2 separate regions of the Homo sapiens genome follow, and region 2 is linked to region 1. The links are chromatin loops, found by intact Hi-C in ENCODE. Cell type or tissue: A673. All regions are shown on one strand.

Region 1 (8,000 bases):
CCTCAGCCTCCCAAGTGGCTAGGATTACATGAATATTCACATTTAAAGTCACTGACAGAGACCCCTAGGAAAGGGGGTTCAGCCTAATTCTCCTTTACTTGATTCAACTGACCACTCACAGCATGTTTTTATTCAGTTAATAAATTCATGTAAACAAGGCTTTTCCAACTCTAACATGACATGTGGGCTGCCATCCTGAATTTCTCGTTCATAGCCAGGACCCTTGGAAACTTACACCTCCAGGTAGCATGAAATGCTACGGGATGCCTCTCGGAGCTCATAGTAGCAGTAGTAATGGTTGTGAGGCAGTGATCAGCACTTGTTCTTTTTCTGAGCAGTTTGTCCTTCCTCCCTCCCTCCCTTCCATTCTTTTCTTCCTTCCATGCTCAGTAACATTTATCAATACAGAAATCCTTCCTTCCTTCCTTCCTTCTTTCCTTCCTTCCTTCCTCCCTCCCTCCCTCCCTCCCTCGCTTCTTTTCTTCCTTCCATGCTCAGTAACATTTATCAATACAGAAATCCAAGCTCAGGGATGCAGAACTCTTCAGAGAGTTGACTTGCCTAAACCCAAGTGTCTCAATCACAGCTGCATTTTCTAATCATTTGAGATATAATTAAAATATTCTGATACTGCATACCGCTGGAAGACTGTGTTTGAAAATCCCCTAAGTGATTTTACTGTGTAGCTACGGCTAAGAACCACTGGAAGCACAATCTGAGACAGAAAGAAGAGTGAGGCTATAGATGAAGCTTTAACAGTAGCAGCCACCTGCAGGAGATGGTATAATCAATGACACAGACAACCCATTCCTTCCCTTTTCTCTCTTGCTCTCATGTGCAGTCTTCACTAGTAAAACAAGTATGCGTTACTCTAGTCTAACTCATGCTCACCTTCTTCACTTAGGCTCTGGTACAACTTGGAATGCTTGCTTGCTCAAGACAAGCCTTAAAATTGGTGAGAGTTAGGTAATTGCAGATTAAAAGATGATGTGTGGAAAATTGTAATATGGAATCTTTTAAAATGCTTTCAATTTCAAACTCTTGCATTTGATAGGTATTACTGTCCAAGAATCCCTTCAACTAAGATATCACATAGAAATTGAACCACTCTTGGGAACAGATAGTGAGGACGAGAAAAGAAAAAAAAAGAAGAAGGAAATTGAAGCACTGACATATGAGGGAATAGGTATGTTAGATTGCCAAAGGATTTCTTTCTTCAATGCTCTCTGTTGTTTTACTGCAACTGACGTTTAGAACCACAATAGAGTTAGAAAAAGCATAGTATCAAAAACAGAAACCTATCATACTACAAACACAAACACATACATAGGCTTTTCTCCAATCTAACTAAGCTATTACAGCATCTGGGAACGGAAAATTAAGTAAAGTCAGTCCTGGCCCGGCACGGTGGCTCATGCCTGTAATCCCAGAACTTTGAGAGGCCAAGGCAGGAGGATTGCTTGAGCTCAGGAGTTGCAGCCTAGCCTGGATAACATGGTGAAACCCAGTCTACACAAAAAATACAAAAAAAATTAGCTGGGCATGGTGGCACATGCCTGTACTCCCAGCTAATCAGGAGGCTGAGGCAGGAGAATTGCTGGAGCCGAGGAAGCGGAGGATGCAGTGAGCCAAGATCGTGCCACTGAACTCCCTGAGCAACAAAATGAGACCCTGTCCCAAAACAAAACCAAAAAAAAAGTGCATACTTCAACAATTCATAGAACTGGTGTATTTATTATTTCAAGGCAGTGTAAAGATGCAGGAATATATTACCATATTTCCCAAATATGGCATGACTTTTTTTCTCCTCATAATTATCCCTCAGAAAAAAGGAGGCTGCCTTATATTCAAGTCTTTGCAAATCTTTTATGGCAAGTTGCTCTCTGTTTTCTCCAGGAAAGATACATTAGCTTGAAATATCCCAAATCAATTCTAGTTTTCTAGTTTTAGATGTTTTTTAGAGGATAACTTATAGAATCACTAAAAGTGGAGGCAAGGGCATTTCATATAGATTTTGTCTTTGTGCCTGAGGATTTGACCTCACGATTGGAGATGTCACTGTAAACATGACTCTTAAAAATCTCCTTAAAAAGCAGTACAAGTGTTGTTATAAAGTGGAGATTGTCATTATACACCTGTGGGATGAATGAACAACAACAAAAAATGTTCTAATGTTATAAAAGTTTATAGTTGCTGCTTGGGACAAATTTGTTGTTGATAGTGTGCTACACTTTCAAAAACTGCTAATAAGCAAGATTGCTTCATTAAACACAGGGATGGAAAAAAGTAGTATTTATAAATTAATATTTTTCCATATTACTTTAAATATGTATGTATAACCAAGTTGACAAATTAACTAATATAATAATATATTTAGTTTCGTAATGAACATTTCCAGAAGTCTATTTTTTTCCAGAACATTTTCTTTTGCATCATAGTTTCAAGCAAATGAGACATGTCCTTAAAATTGGCACCACCTTATATTTGAGCATACACTTTAAATATTTATTTACTAATATTTGTAACCAATTAATACGAAAAGCAAAAAGAGATTGTTTAATCTCTATGAGTGACTTTGTGTATGCATTTAATTTTTTTAACTAGTAGAACTTCATTTGTTGGAAAGAAAACTGAAACTGCAAATTAAATCTCTTTCTAAATAATAAAGTTCTACTTGAGTATTAGGTATTAACTGTCCATGACAGTAAATTTTATATTAACTGTCAATATGTCAATAATTTTATATTAAATGTCAATATGACTGGGCCACTGTTCCCAGATGTTTGGTTAAACAATCATCTAGATGTTTCTGTGAAGGTATTTTTTTAGATGAGTTTAACATTTAAAATAGTAGACTTTGAGTAAAGCAGATTATTCTCCATAATGTGGACAGGAGACACTCAATCAGTGGAAGGCCTTATGAGAAAGTCTGAAGTCCTCTAAGTACCCTAAGGAAGAAGAAATTCTCCCTGACACTGCCTCTGGACATGAGCTGCAACAGAATCTCTTTGGGTCTCCAGCCTACCAGCCTGCCCTGCATTTTTCAAACTTGCCAGACCCCAAAATTACTTGAGCCAATTTATTAAAATAAATATCGATCAATTGATCTATCTATCTATCTATCTATCTATCTATCTATTTATCTATCTATCTATCTGTCTGTTTCTTCATTTTGTCTCCCTGGAGGCCCCTAACAGTTCCTTTATCCCTGGTTCATTCTTCTGCATAGCACTTGTCCCCTTTTAATGTATGATATAATGTATTTCATTTGCATGTTTCTTTATTGTCTGTCTCCTCCACTACACTGTATTCCCTAAAAAGGCAGACACTATGAACTTCCTGCTCCCTAATTTTAATGCCTGGTACAAAGGGACTCTCAATAAATATTTATCAAATAAATGAATTAGATGCTTCATCACTCCTTCATTATATATTTAATATTTAAAACAAACTAAAGATTTCATTTTAAATCTAGAGGACATCAAAGAAGAAAAATTGTAACAATGAACAAAATATAATGAATACATATTAAAGGTGGACTGAGCACATTTATTAGACTGTATGTGATATTTTAATTGTTTAAATGGAGCTGATTTGAAGTTATCTTACAATTACCTATACAGATTCATTAAAAAATATATTAAGACTAATAGTTAATTTTAAGAATAAGAATAGCTAATATATAAATAGTTATTTATATCCTATATAATATACATGTATCTTAAGCAACAGTCTCATATTTTCATTACAGTTATGGATTCACTTTTTCATCTAATAATGGATGAAAGCTTAGACATTTGTGTGCATTTTTAGTTGTTTGCTTGGATTACGTAAGATGAATTTCCTTTTTTCTCTGGAATGTTTAATCAAAATCTATTATCCAGTAAGAAGTTGAAATTAGTTAATGAAGTCCAATTCAACTTTAAAAACTACAGCTTCTTACTTAATTTCAGTTTATTTTGGAAACATGAAATACTTCAACATTCTGTGAATCATTTTTACAATTCTTAGTTTCGGAGCAAAGTCATGAAAATAAAATCATTAAACTTTTCAAAATCATATTGCATCTTCCAAATATATAAACCTAATTTCCATAAAAATCATATTATATTATCAGGAGAAAGAAAAAAACTCAAACTATACACAACATAGCTACAAGAGTGAGAAAATATGGTACCTAGACAGGAAATGGTTGTTAAGAGAAGGCATAAAACTATTTTCGAAACAGAATTATGAGTGTTTATTTTATTAAAAAGTTGACATAGGTTATCTTTGGTGTTTATGACTTGCAAACTAAAGTATTTAATATTTAACATGTTTAAATACAAGCAGCAGCAGTTTGGTAATCAAAAGGAATAGTTTGAATCATCTCAGAAAAATAAATTTATTGTAATTAGGATATTTTAGAATACGATTAAAACATTTGAAAGAAAATGTATTCACCTTTCTTGTCGTCAAAGTACAGAGTCTGTTGAGCTGGATTTGACCACTGGAGGGAGGTGTTATCATTTTGATCAACCCTGCAGGTCAAAATTGCAGTTCCACCTTCAACAACGGTTACATTCTGTGTTAGTGGAAACTGCCCTTGGCTGCCTAAAAGGGGATTAAAGAAAATGTTGATTAAATGAAAGTCATAAAATGATTAACTGCCTAAGATCTACACTGGCCTTAACTTCTCATGCAAAATAAAATTTAAAACAACCAAACAACGACAAAACTGTATATTACAAAAGACAGAAAAATAATTGAAAATCCTCAGAGAACAACAGCATTGACATATAATTAAGACTCCTTTGTACTCCCTACATGTTCTAGGAAACTTTTTTTGTCCTAGGCATACATAAAGATTTATATTCAAATAGTAATATTATATTTATTACTTTCCCTAGGCTTTGCATTAGTTAATACGGTACTAAACTTGGTCATTGTTGAAGATAAAGCACTGAAATAATTTTGGATGAGTTGAACTCTCTAAAGCAGTAGAGGAAACATAAAATATTTCCCTGGTAGCTTTTATAATCCTGAATAAAGTTTTTGAAATATGGATACTCAAACTTTAGATTCAATTTCTGATAAAGGAAATAAAAAATGAATCCCACTTAACTAGGTTTTCTTGTAGATTTAGCTCTTTTTAGAAATACAAAATGTATTGTGTAAAACAGTGGGAGTACTCTTTAAAAAGTGTAGAATATCCATTCAAACTCTAAATTATTAATCCTAGGTGATATAGGTTAATACTCTTCTTTGTTCCTTTCTGTAGTTTCTCGATTTTCTCCAAGTAATACATATTTCTTTTATAATCAGAAAAATACATATTTTTAAATGACCCTTGTTAATTTGGATATCATCAGTATGTAATCAAGGTTTTGCTCTTCTTAAGCATTTTACTAATTTGTTAAAGTAATTCATGTAATAAATTTACTTAATAAGTGCACTTCTAATAGTTTAATCAAAATTTATGCACACGGATACATAATACATAAATTTCTCTTCAGCAAGATGATCTGAAGATAAACTCTGCTAAGTCTGATAACCATGATTAACATGGGTAAGAATGACTTTCTAGAACCAGGTTAAAATATTATTATGTAAGCAAGGGAGTTCATTAAGTCAAGGATAATTTACATATGCAAGAACACTATAATGACTTAATCACATCCATGAAATATATTTCCTTTTCTTCTTTAGTTTTGTAATGATTCAATAATTACTACAAGCACCACTTGAGGTTATGCTGGAACTATTGGCGTAAGAATCTTATTACCAGGGATTCCCCGGCCAGATGGCCAAATAGGAACAGCTCCAGTCTGCAGCTCCCAGTGAGACCAAGGCAGAAGGTGGGTGATTTCTGCATTTCCAACAGAGGTACCCAGTTCATCTCAATGGGACTGGTTAGACAGTGGGTGCAGCCCATGGAGGGCGAGCAGAAGTAGGGTGGTGTGTCACTTCACCCAGGAAGTGCAAGGGGTCAGGGAACTCCCTCCCCTAAATAAGAGAAGCCATGAGGTCCTGTGCTGTAAGGGATGGTGCTATCTGGCCCAGATACTATGCTTTTCCCATGGTCTTTGCAACCCACAGACCAGGAGATTACCTCGGGTGCCTATACCACAAGGGCCCTAAGTCTCAAGCACAAAACTGGGCAGCCATTTGGGCAGACACTGAGCTAGCTGCAGGAGTTTTGTTTGTTTGTTTGTTTGTTTGTTTTTGGTATCCCAGTAGTGCCTGGAACTCCAGCAAGACAGAACTGTTCACTCCAATGGAAAGACGGCTGAAGCCAGGGAGCCAAGAGGTCTTCTCAGTGGATCCCACCACCATGGAGCCCAGCAAGCTAAAATCCACTGGCTTGAAATTCTTGCTGCCAGCAGAGCAGTCTGAAGTCAACCTGGGATACTCGAGCTTCGTAGAGGGAGGGGTGTCTGCTATTACTGAGGCTTGAGTAGGCAGTTTGCCCCTCACAATGTAAACAAAGCCTCCAGGAAGTTCAGACTAGGTGGAGCCCACTGCAGCGACAAAAATCCTCTGTTTCCACACTGCCTCTCTAGATTCCTCCTCTCTGAGCAGGGCATCCCTAAAAGAAAGGCAGCAGCCGTAGTCAGGGGCTTATAGATGAAACTTCCATCTTCCTGAGACAGAGCCCTTGGGGAAAGGGACGGCTGTGGGTGCAGCTTCAACAGACTTAAATGTTCCTGCCTGCTAGCTCTGAAGATAGCAGCTGATCTTCCAGCACAATGCTCGAACTCTGCTAAGGGACAGATTGCCTCCTCAAGTGGGTCCCTGATACCCATGCCTCCTGAGGTGGAGACACCTCCCAGCAGTGGTTGACAGACACCTCATACAGGAGAGCTCCAGCTGGCATCTGGCAGGTGCCACTCTGGGATGAAGCTTCTACAGGAAGGAGCAGGCAGCAATCTTTGCTGTTCTGCAGCCTCCGCTGGTAATACCCAGGCAAACAGGGTCTGGAGTGAACCACCAGCAAAATCCAGCAGCACATTAAAAACCTTATCCACCACGATCAAGTCATTTCATCCTGGGGATGCAAGTCTGGTTCAACATACTCAAATCAATAAATGTAATCCATCACATAAACAGAACCAATGACAAAAACCACATGATTATCTCAATAGATAAAGAAAAGGCCTTTGACGAAATTCAACACCCCTTCATGCTAAAAACACTCAATAAACTAGGTATTGATGGAACATATTTCAAAATAATAAGAGCTACTTATGGCAAACCCACAGCCAATATCATAATGAATGGGCAAAAGCTGGAAGCATTCCCTTTGAAAACTGGCACAAGACAAGGATGCCCTCTCTCACCACTCCTATTCAACATAGTATTGGAAATTCTAGCCAGAACAATCAGGCGAGAGAAAGAAATAAAGGGTATTCAAATAGGAAGAGAGGAAGTCAAATTATCTCTGTTTGCAGATGACATGATTGTATATTTAGAACACCCCATCGTCTAAGCCCAAAAACTCCTTAAGCTGATAAGCAACTTCAACAAAGTCTCAGGATACAAAATCAATGTGCAAAAATCACAGGCATTCCTACACACAATAACAGACAAACAGAGAGCCAAATAATGAGCAAACTCCCATTCACAATTGCTACAAAGAGAATAAAACACCTAGAAATACAACTTACAAGGGATGTGAAGGACCTCTTCAAAGAGAACTACAAACCACTGCTCAAAAAAATAAGAGGGGACAAAAACAAATGGAAAAACATTCTATGCTCATGGATAGGAAGAATCAATATTGTGAAAATGGCCATAATTTCCAAAGTAATTTATAGATTCAATGCCATCCCCATCAAGCTACCATTGACTTGCTTCACAGAATTAGAAAAAAAACTACTTTAAATTTCATATGGAACCAAAAAAGAGCCCATATGGCCAAGACAATCCTAAGCAAAAAGAACAAAGCTGGAGGCATCACACTAACTGACTTAAAACTATATCACAAGGCTGCAGTAACCAAAACAGCATGGTACTGGCAC
Region 2 (8,000 bases), 230 kb after region 1:
TGATAATTTATGCTCAATAGTCTCAACAAGTAAAAACAAAAAACCAAACGTCATACTAGACTTCAAATATACTTCTCCATTTTAAATGTGTGTATATAGAAATCAAGATCTTTGTGTACTGGAATGAATCTACATATAATAGTAAAAATAACAGCTAACATATTCTAAGCATTTAGCATTTAACAAATTCTGTTCTAAACTGTTTTACATGTATTAACTTAATTATCACAAGTGAAATATACAAATGAAAGATTATTATAATATAAAATTTGACAGTATTTTGCAAGGTTTTTGTAATAGGATTCATTCTGCATTGTAGTTTTAACAAAATTATGAATTTGTTAATGAAATAATATCAGGAAATTCACTTGACAAATTCCCATTTATCAGAAGACTTTTATTTGATACCAGGAAAGATAGAAAAAATAGGTCATTATTTAGGTCAATTATACCAGGACCCTCCCTGGAATAAATCATATCTATATTTGAAAAAGGAAATTTGATTAGTAATTTATGCAATGCTAATTAGTTTTTGGCCACAAGCCACCTTTACCACCCGCATCACCCTTTCATTCCAATACCGTTGGGTTAGTTCTAATCTTATTCTGAAAGTTGTTTAACCTAAAATGTCTTTAGGGGATAATTTTCTAACCACCTTTTAAACTACCACCCACAGTTTCTCACAAACTAAGATGCATCGGAAAGGTTATTTCTTCTTCTTATTTTTTTTTCTTAAATGGAACAAAAGAAATATTAAACATGAATGATGTTAGACAATTTGATACATTCTGTTGAAGATACTGTCCTCCTGCATATGCAATGGGATAAACTGCTACTAAATTCTAGGTTGATAGCATTGTAGTAAATAACTGAAATGATTAAATGGGTCAATAAATAACTTACATTTCGAAGTTTCCTGGTTTTAAATGATTTGAATGATCTTAATTTGAAATAATTGGTGTAAACTGAGATTATGTAAATGATTTCTTGCCATCCTCAAAACGTAGATGTCAAAGCCATTGACAATGATTTAGCTGAGTAAAAACAATGGAATTATTTGCATTTCTAAGGCATGTATAGAACAAGAAATCTGTGTCATGACTTCTTCCCATATGTGTATGTAAACATATACATTTTCTGCAGGATGTACATATACACATTAATGTGTACACACATGCACACAGATGCACATACACACAAACATATAAATACATATGTATACATATAAATGCAATATACATATTTATATGAATCTATATATCTATGTAAATTAGATATCTATATAAATCTATATGAATTAGAGACCTGTATTGAGCCCATATTTTTTCTACACAAGGCCATTCATCATTTTAAATGTTTCATTAGGTCACTGGCACTTACTTTTTATATTATTAATATTACCTTAATAATTTTAGTAACATTTAAGAACTGAATTTTACCATTATATTCTGAAAATCAAAAGTAAGTGTAATTACTCAGAATAAATCAACAGCTATTTCATTGCATGTTAACAAACTTGACTCTATCATTAAGCAATGGGGAGCCATGAAAGGAACTGACTAAATCTGCATTTTAGACAAGTCAGCATAGCAGCCTTGTGCATGTTGAAATTGCTGGTCACAAAGACCCATTAGGATGCTGTTGCATGCACACATCTGAGAAATGGTTAGGTCGTAAACTAGGCAGTGATTGTGAGACCAAATGGGTCTGGGGAAACTAAGGATGAGGAATAAAGAAAGAGTCCTAGAGTAAATGGATACCTGGGATTCAATCACCTGCAATAAAATTCAAGGAAAAATAACAAAATGAGGAAGAATGAAGGAAGGTAGGATGGTATATTTTTGGAGGATTGAGTTTTAAAAATTATAAATTAAGTTCATGACTCAAATTTATTTGCTCAAATCTACTTATACAAATATCTTGCTAATTAGTTTCCTTAGATATTACCACTGGATCCAGAGGTACCTAGAAAATCTTTTATTTATTTATTTACTCATTTATTTTTAAGGAGAAGATAAAACACAATTTGAAATTAGCTTCAAACTTTTAGCAGCTATAAGACGTCAACAACCCAGTTTGTGCTTTAATACTTGCAACACCGTGGCTGCTAATTTGAAACATTTCACACTTTGTTAAATTTTAAGAGTTCTCCACCTTTTCAATTTAAAATACAAATAAATATAATGGGAGTGTGTGAATGACTCGACTTTATAATCACAGATGGGAGGGTATAAAGTTGATATCAATAGCAACAGAAATTAGAAACTAATCACCACTAATGTTAAATAAAGATGACATAGAACAGAATATCTAATCTGATTTAATTGAAATTTAAATTCATAGATGCAAAAGAATAAGAATACAATCATCTTTTCCTGCTTTATCAGTGCACACAAGTACTATCAGGTTGTATAATCACATTCCTTTGCAAAGTATCATGATGCTGTTTCATGAAGAATAGCTAGAGAAAGTGATGCTGACGAATAAATTATGGTTTCAAGTGCTTGACCTGCATAAAAGTTTACCCTCCAGAAGGGCTGTTAAACAAAAGAACTCTAAAGTCTTGATCTATTTATTTTTTTAAGTATGGCCTTTGCCCTGTTTTTAACCTCATTTAACTCTCATTATAAAACATCTCTCTCATATCAGTATAAAAACCTATGTTAGAGAAAATCCAGCGCCTACTCTCAAAATGATATTGCAAACAATGTATTTGTTGCTTTCTTCAGAGTTGAGGATGAGTGGTGTGTCTTCTGATTTTCATTTTAGAACACACTCTTCAGTAATTTTAGCTTTGTTTTGAAACTACTACATAATCATTAGTGCATCTGACAATGCAGACTTCCTACCTGTCATCACATGACACCTATTAAAAGGAAAATGACCGGAAGGTGGAGGTTGCAGTGAGCCGAGATCGCGCCACTGCTCTCCACTCTCCAGCCTGGGTGAAAGAGTGAAACTCTGCCTCAAAAAATAAAAATAAATAAAAATAAATAAACAACATAAAATAAGAAAGAAAGGGGGGGAAGAAAGGAAGGAAGGAAGGAAGGAAGGAAGGAAGGAAGGAAGGAAGGAAAGAGATTAATAGGTAAGATTATAAAAATCTTATAATGTTAGAGGATAATTTTTTAGTGAAACAAGACTGATTTTGGGACAGTGAGCAGAATATGTGCTTTCTAAACAGAATATACATTGTTTTCTTATACTTGTTCTCCATTTGTCTGATGTTACACAGAAAGGTTTATAAAATAATAGTTATAGGGCAATTTAAAAACTTTACTTGTTAAAAAATAAAACAACAATAAAAATAGAGTTCACAGATTACAATGCTAAATTTAAGGCATTTAAAATGTTTTTAATTTTAAAAATAAAACATGAAATATAGGTAAGATGGTGTTTGGAAAAAAACAAAATATTAAAATACATGTTTTTAATAATAGAAAATAAGAAAAAAATGTCCTTTGTCTTGGCCTGTTTTGTGTTCTATAACAAAATATCACAGACTGGGCGATTTTTGAATGAAATAAACTTATGTCTTAAAGTTCAGGAGACCAAGGTTGAGGGGGCTGCATCTGCTGAAGGCCTTCTTGCTGCATGGCAGAAGGAGGAAGGGCAAGAGAGCACGTGCGAGAGAGCAACGGGGCAGGAGAGGGCCTAACTTGCTTTTATAATAAGCCTACTCTCTCTAGAACTAACTCACTCTCATGATAACAGCATTCATTCATTCATGAGGGTAGAGCCCTTCTAACCCAATCTCCTCCTATAGGCCCCATTTTCAACCCCGTTATATTGGGGATTAAGCTTCCAACACATGAACTCCGGGGGACACGTTCAAATCATAGCATCCTTAAATGCAACTGAAAGAAGCTTCAAGTTGAAAGTAATTTATGAATGGTGAATGCACAATGTAAACTGGAAAACCCTTTGTAAGAAAAAAAATAGAGAATCAACGGATAAAGACTCAGATGGGGTACATAGATTTCATTGTCTATATAGAAGGTTTGCCAGTTCATTAGTAGTGACAAATATTTTTCCGGACTTGACATCCAGGAGAATTTTGTCACAATGGTCATTTTAGTCAGCCAACAATAAGATCTTGTCCCCATTTGTGTTCTATTTGTTGCTGTCTCTTCTTGGTGGCTCTGGGTAAACAATAGAAGACTATTATAGAATACAATAGGGGATATTATTCACATGAATAGAGAATAAAAGGGAGGGTGGTATAGTCTAGGTTAATAGTTATCGGAGAGCTGTAGTAATAGTTTTAAGAGTAGATGACTCCTTCAAACCAGATTTTCTCAAACTTTTGGTTAGGGGAGAAATGTATAATTTTGGTCAAAAATTTGAGATTTGAAATACGACTGCTGGCCCTGCAATTTGAAAAATTATAACATTAACTCCAAATGAATAAATAAAAAGAGTCAGAATGCACTATCGCTATGATTTTATAAAAGGAAACAACACTTCCAAGAGAGAAAATCTAGTTACTTTATACTAATATTTGTGTATGAGTATGTTTGTGCCTCCATATGTGTGTGTAAACATTGTCATGGAATCTCAACATTTTTAAGGTGACTTTGGGAAGCACTGCTTTAAACTCATTTTTTTTAAATTGTCAGATTCAGGATTTTGTCATAAAATGCACAGCAGGAATACAAATTTGATGTATCCAGCAATCGTCGGATGTTCTTTGTTCTCAAATGAGATCACTTTGTGTGATTTGAATTTGAATGCTTTCTCAGCTTTGAGGACCATATGTCCGCAGTTCTAAGGTACTGCCACTAGATGGCAGCCTTGCCTACCTCTTTCAGGCAAGGCAACTGCTTCTAAAGCAGAGATGATTTTCTCTAAGAAAATAACTTTTTATTGAAGACATAAATTTAATGTTTACATAACTAATTTTTATAATAAATAAATTATGTTAAAACAAAGTTGACAATCTGGTAGTTATACTAAGAGGTGTCACATGATTCACTATATAGAAATGCAAAATCATTTATGGAGTGAACTTTTGGCTAGACAGTTTCCATGGATTGTGCTAAAATTCACAAAACCCTCTAGGAAAAATACTATTATTACCTCTGTTATGAATGAGGGCACTGAGGTTCAAAAAGGTTAGAGAAGTCTTGAGCGCTTAGTATTTTCACTTCTGTCTACACGTAGGTGTCATCTTCAGTACATACTCATTCTATGCTGAATAATTTGCAGTTTCCTGAAAATTCTTATTTTTACATATTTTTGCATGCTCTTTTAAAATCTATCTGTAATATATTCCTATACACAGTTCCCCTTCCTTTTTCCCACCCAACAGTTTGACATCATACTATCATGCAAGTGTCATCTCAAAACATACTTTTTGTGAAAGAACCTAGTCTTCACATATAATCATTAAGCCATGTTCTATAATCCTATCTTCTTTATTTTACATAAAAATTTAGCATACTGTTAGATAACAAGCTACTATTTCAATCATTTATTTTATTTTATTTTATTTTTTATGTTTTGTTTTTGAGACGGAGTCTCGCTCTGTCGCCCAGGCTGGAGTGCAGTGGTGCCATCTCGGCTCACTGCAAGCTTCGCCTCCAGGGTTCACGCCATTCTCCTGCCTCAGCTTCCCGTGTAGCTGGGAGTACAGATGCCCGCCACCACGCAAGGCTAATCTTTTGTATTTTTAGTAGAGATGGGGTTTCACCATGTTAGCTAGGATGGTCTGGATCTCCTGACCTTGTGATCCACCCACCTTGGCCTACCAAAGTGCTGGGATTACAGGCGTGAGCCACTGCGCCCAGCCCAATCATTTTAAAGAGTATATTTTTGGTAAGTTCATGCATTTTCATTGAAGATTCTAATTGAAAATAGAGTAAGCAAAAAAGGAACTTACGGATACACATAAATGAAAATTATAAGAGTAGTCTCATTGATATGGTAGCTAATTCAGACTCATCTCTCTCTACTAGTCACCATCTTAATTTCTTTCTCAGGCTTGCACTGATGGGGAAGGAGGGGCCACTAACTATTACATGCCTAAATATTTTTAAAGAGGGCAATTTTAAAAAGAAAAAGGTGACTCACTCTCCTATAGTCTATCTACTCTCAATAAGGGTAATCAGCTTGAGTAATGGGTCTTTTTGGAGAAAGGGATGGGGTTCTGGGATTAGCTAGGTCACAACCAGGTGCCTCCTGCTGTGACCAGAGAGTTTGCTAAAGTGCTCTACTGACAATTTTATGAGAACCCCCTAGACTGAGGTAGAGGAGAAATTTCTCAACGCACTGATAGAGTCCTCTAATTTGAAAAATAAGAGATATGTACTCTAGATGTATAGCTAAAGAAACATATCATGCAGTAGAGGATTTTACACTGGGTATATATTTTCTATTGTACATTTTACAGAGTTGGAATTTTTGTTTTACTTCGGTTCATTTGAACATTTCTATACTTCTAAAAGAGATGAAACAACTAAGTCTTTGAAGGTTAGTAATACCAGGGAAAGCTGAACAGATTGAGGGACCTTACATGATTCAGCCAGGGAACACTTTTTGCCCTAGAGACATAACAGGAAGACATTCTTGGGCCTATGTATCATTTTACAGAATTGGAACACTGTAGTGGACTGACAGTAAGTGGACCGAAAATGAAGAGAACACACCAAGTTGCTACAGGCAAAGCATACTTGCAAACTAAAATCCTCATTAGCAGCACAAAGCTGGAAGCCAATTTTTTGCTACCTTAGCAGAACCCCAGCCAAGGATGCACTAATTAGACATAGAGATAACCTATGTTGCTAAAGCAAATCCATCCTTTGTTTATGATTAGCCATGGAGTGAGAGCAGTGAGCTTCAAGATCCAAATTCCAGTCATCACTGGTAAGAAGCACAGGAAATGTCTAGGCCTAAAAACTTGCCCAGACTGAGGACTAGAAATATGGTGTTTGCTTAAATGTTAACCCTTCAACCTAACAAAGTCTGATCCCACATAGCTAAGGGTACTAGGTAAAGTGATGAGGAGGAAGGAGGCATAGAGAGACAGATGAAATGTCTCATGGATACATTGGACATAATCTGAAATAACCAGTCAGTATCGTGGACAGCTGGGTAAGCAGAAGCTGAAATTTCAAACATGCTTCACATGTTGCATATGTAGATTACTACAATAGACTCTCAATCCGTATTGGTGATGTGGTGAGGATGGTGAGGATTGGTCTCTGTGGGCAGACATGTCATAAGGACTAGTTAATTAAAGTGATTAGACATTAGTAGTCACAGAGATTTTGAAAATAGTAAAGCAGGGAATAAGATCACGTAAACTTGTAAGCTTTCAACAAGCCACTGTGAATGTCACAATTTGATCATAGATACCTGAGAGATGGACATTGCACAAACACTTCACTTTATGGACAATAATTTGTACAAGAAAAGTTATCATCCTGAGATTACATATTCATGCAAGATCATAACCAGGATTAGAATTCCAAGAGGTTTTAATTCAGTGCCTTTTACAATGTTACACTGATAGTAGTTAATAGAAATATAGCCATTAGAAGCACACACTTTTATATATAGGCTGGGAGCGGTGGCTCACACCTATAATGCCCCTATAATGCCAGCACTTTGGGAGGTCAAGGCGGTGGGTCACCTGAGATCAGAAGTTTGAGACCAGCCTGGCCAGCATGGTGAAACCCGTCTCCTCTAAAAATACAAAACTTAGCTGAGCCTGGTGGCATGCACCAGTAATCCTAACTTCTTGGGAGGCTGAGGCATGAGAATCACTTGAACCCGGGAAGCAGAGATTGTAGTGAGCCAAGATCACACCACTGCACTCCAGCCTGGGCAACAGGCGAGACCTTGCCTCAGTAAATAAATAAATAAATAAATAAATAAATAAATAAATAAATAAATAAATAAAATAAGCACGTTTTTATATATTACATTGAGATTGTCATGTAGATGTTGAAATAAGCTATTTTTGTCGAAATACCCTAACTTTCCCATTTATAACAATA

What was found. Hi-C counts contacts between places; a loop is a spot of excess contacts. Peaks named below come from ENCODE experiments on the same cell type or tissue, not always from the same donor. Only the 100,000 strongest peaks of a DNase experiment are listed, where the experiment ranks them.
Region 2: a loop joins it to region 1, with 8 times the contacts of the local background. A loop is called at or near these places in 6 of 110 quality-filtered maps.

Annotation. Positions count from the first base shown.
Region 1 is chr3:85,798,640-85,806,639 of GRCh38, reverse strand. It overlaps CADM2 (cell adhesion molecule 2), which reads right to left. Exons shown (of 10, transcript NM_001167675.2): 3 at 4,444-4,593. It overlaps CADM2-AS2 (CADM2 antisense RNA 2), which reads left to right. Exons shown (of 4, transcript NR_046752.1): 2 at 1,055-1,186; 3 at 5,689-5,837; 4 at 6,217-6,653. Among named protein-coding and RNA genes, the nearest start is that of CADM2-AS2, 25 kb to the left of the region's middle. In A673, a CTCF peak has its summit at 4,468 (motif pointing right); no DNase peak of the experiment used is centred here.
Region 2 is chr3:85,573,061-85,581,060 of GRCh38, reverse strand. All of the region lies in intron 1 of CADM2 (cell adhesion molecule 2), which reads right to left. Among named protein-coding and RNA genes, the nearest start is that of MIR5688, 190 kb to the right of the region's middle. RefSeq lists an enhancer at 4,397-4,973. In A673, a CTCF peak has its summit at 4,780 (motif pointing right); DNase peaks (open chromatin) are centred at 3,070 and 4,770; H3K27ac peaks cover 2,874 bases.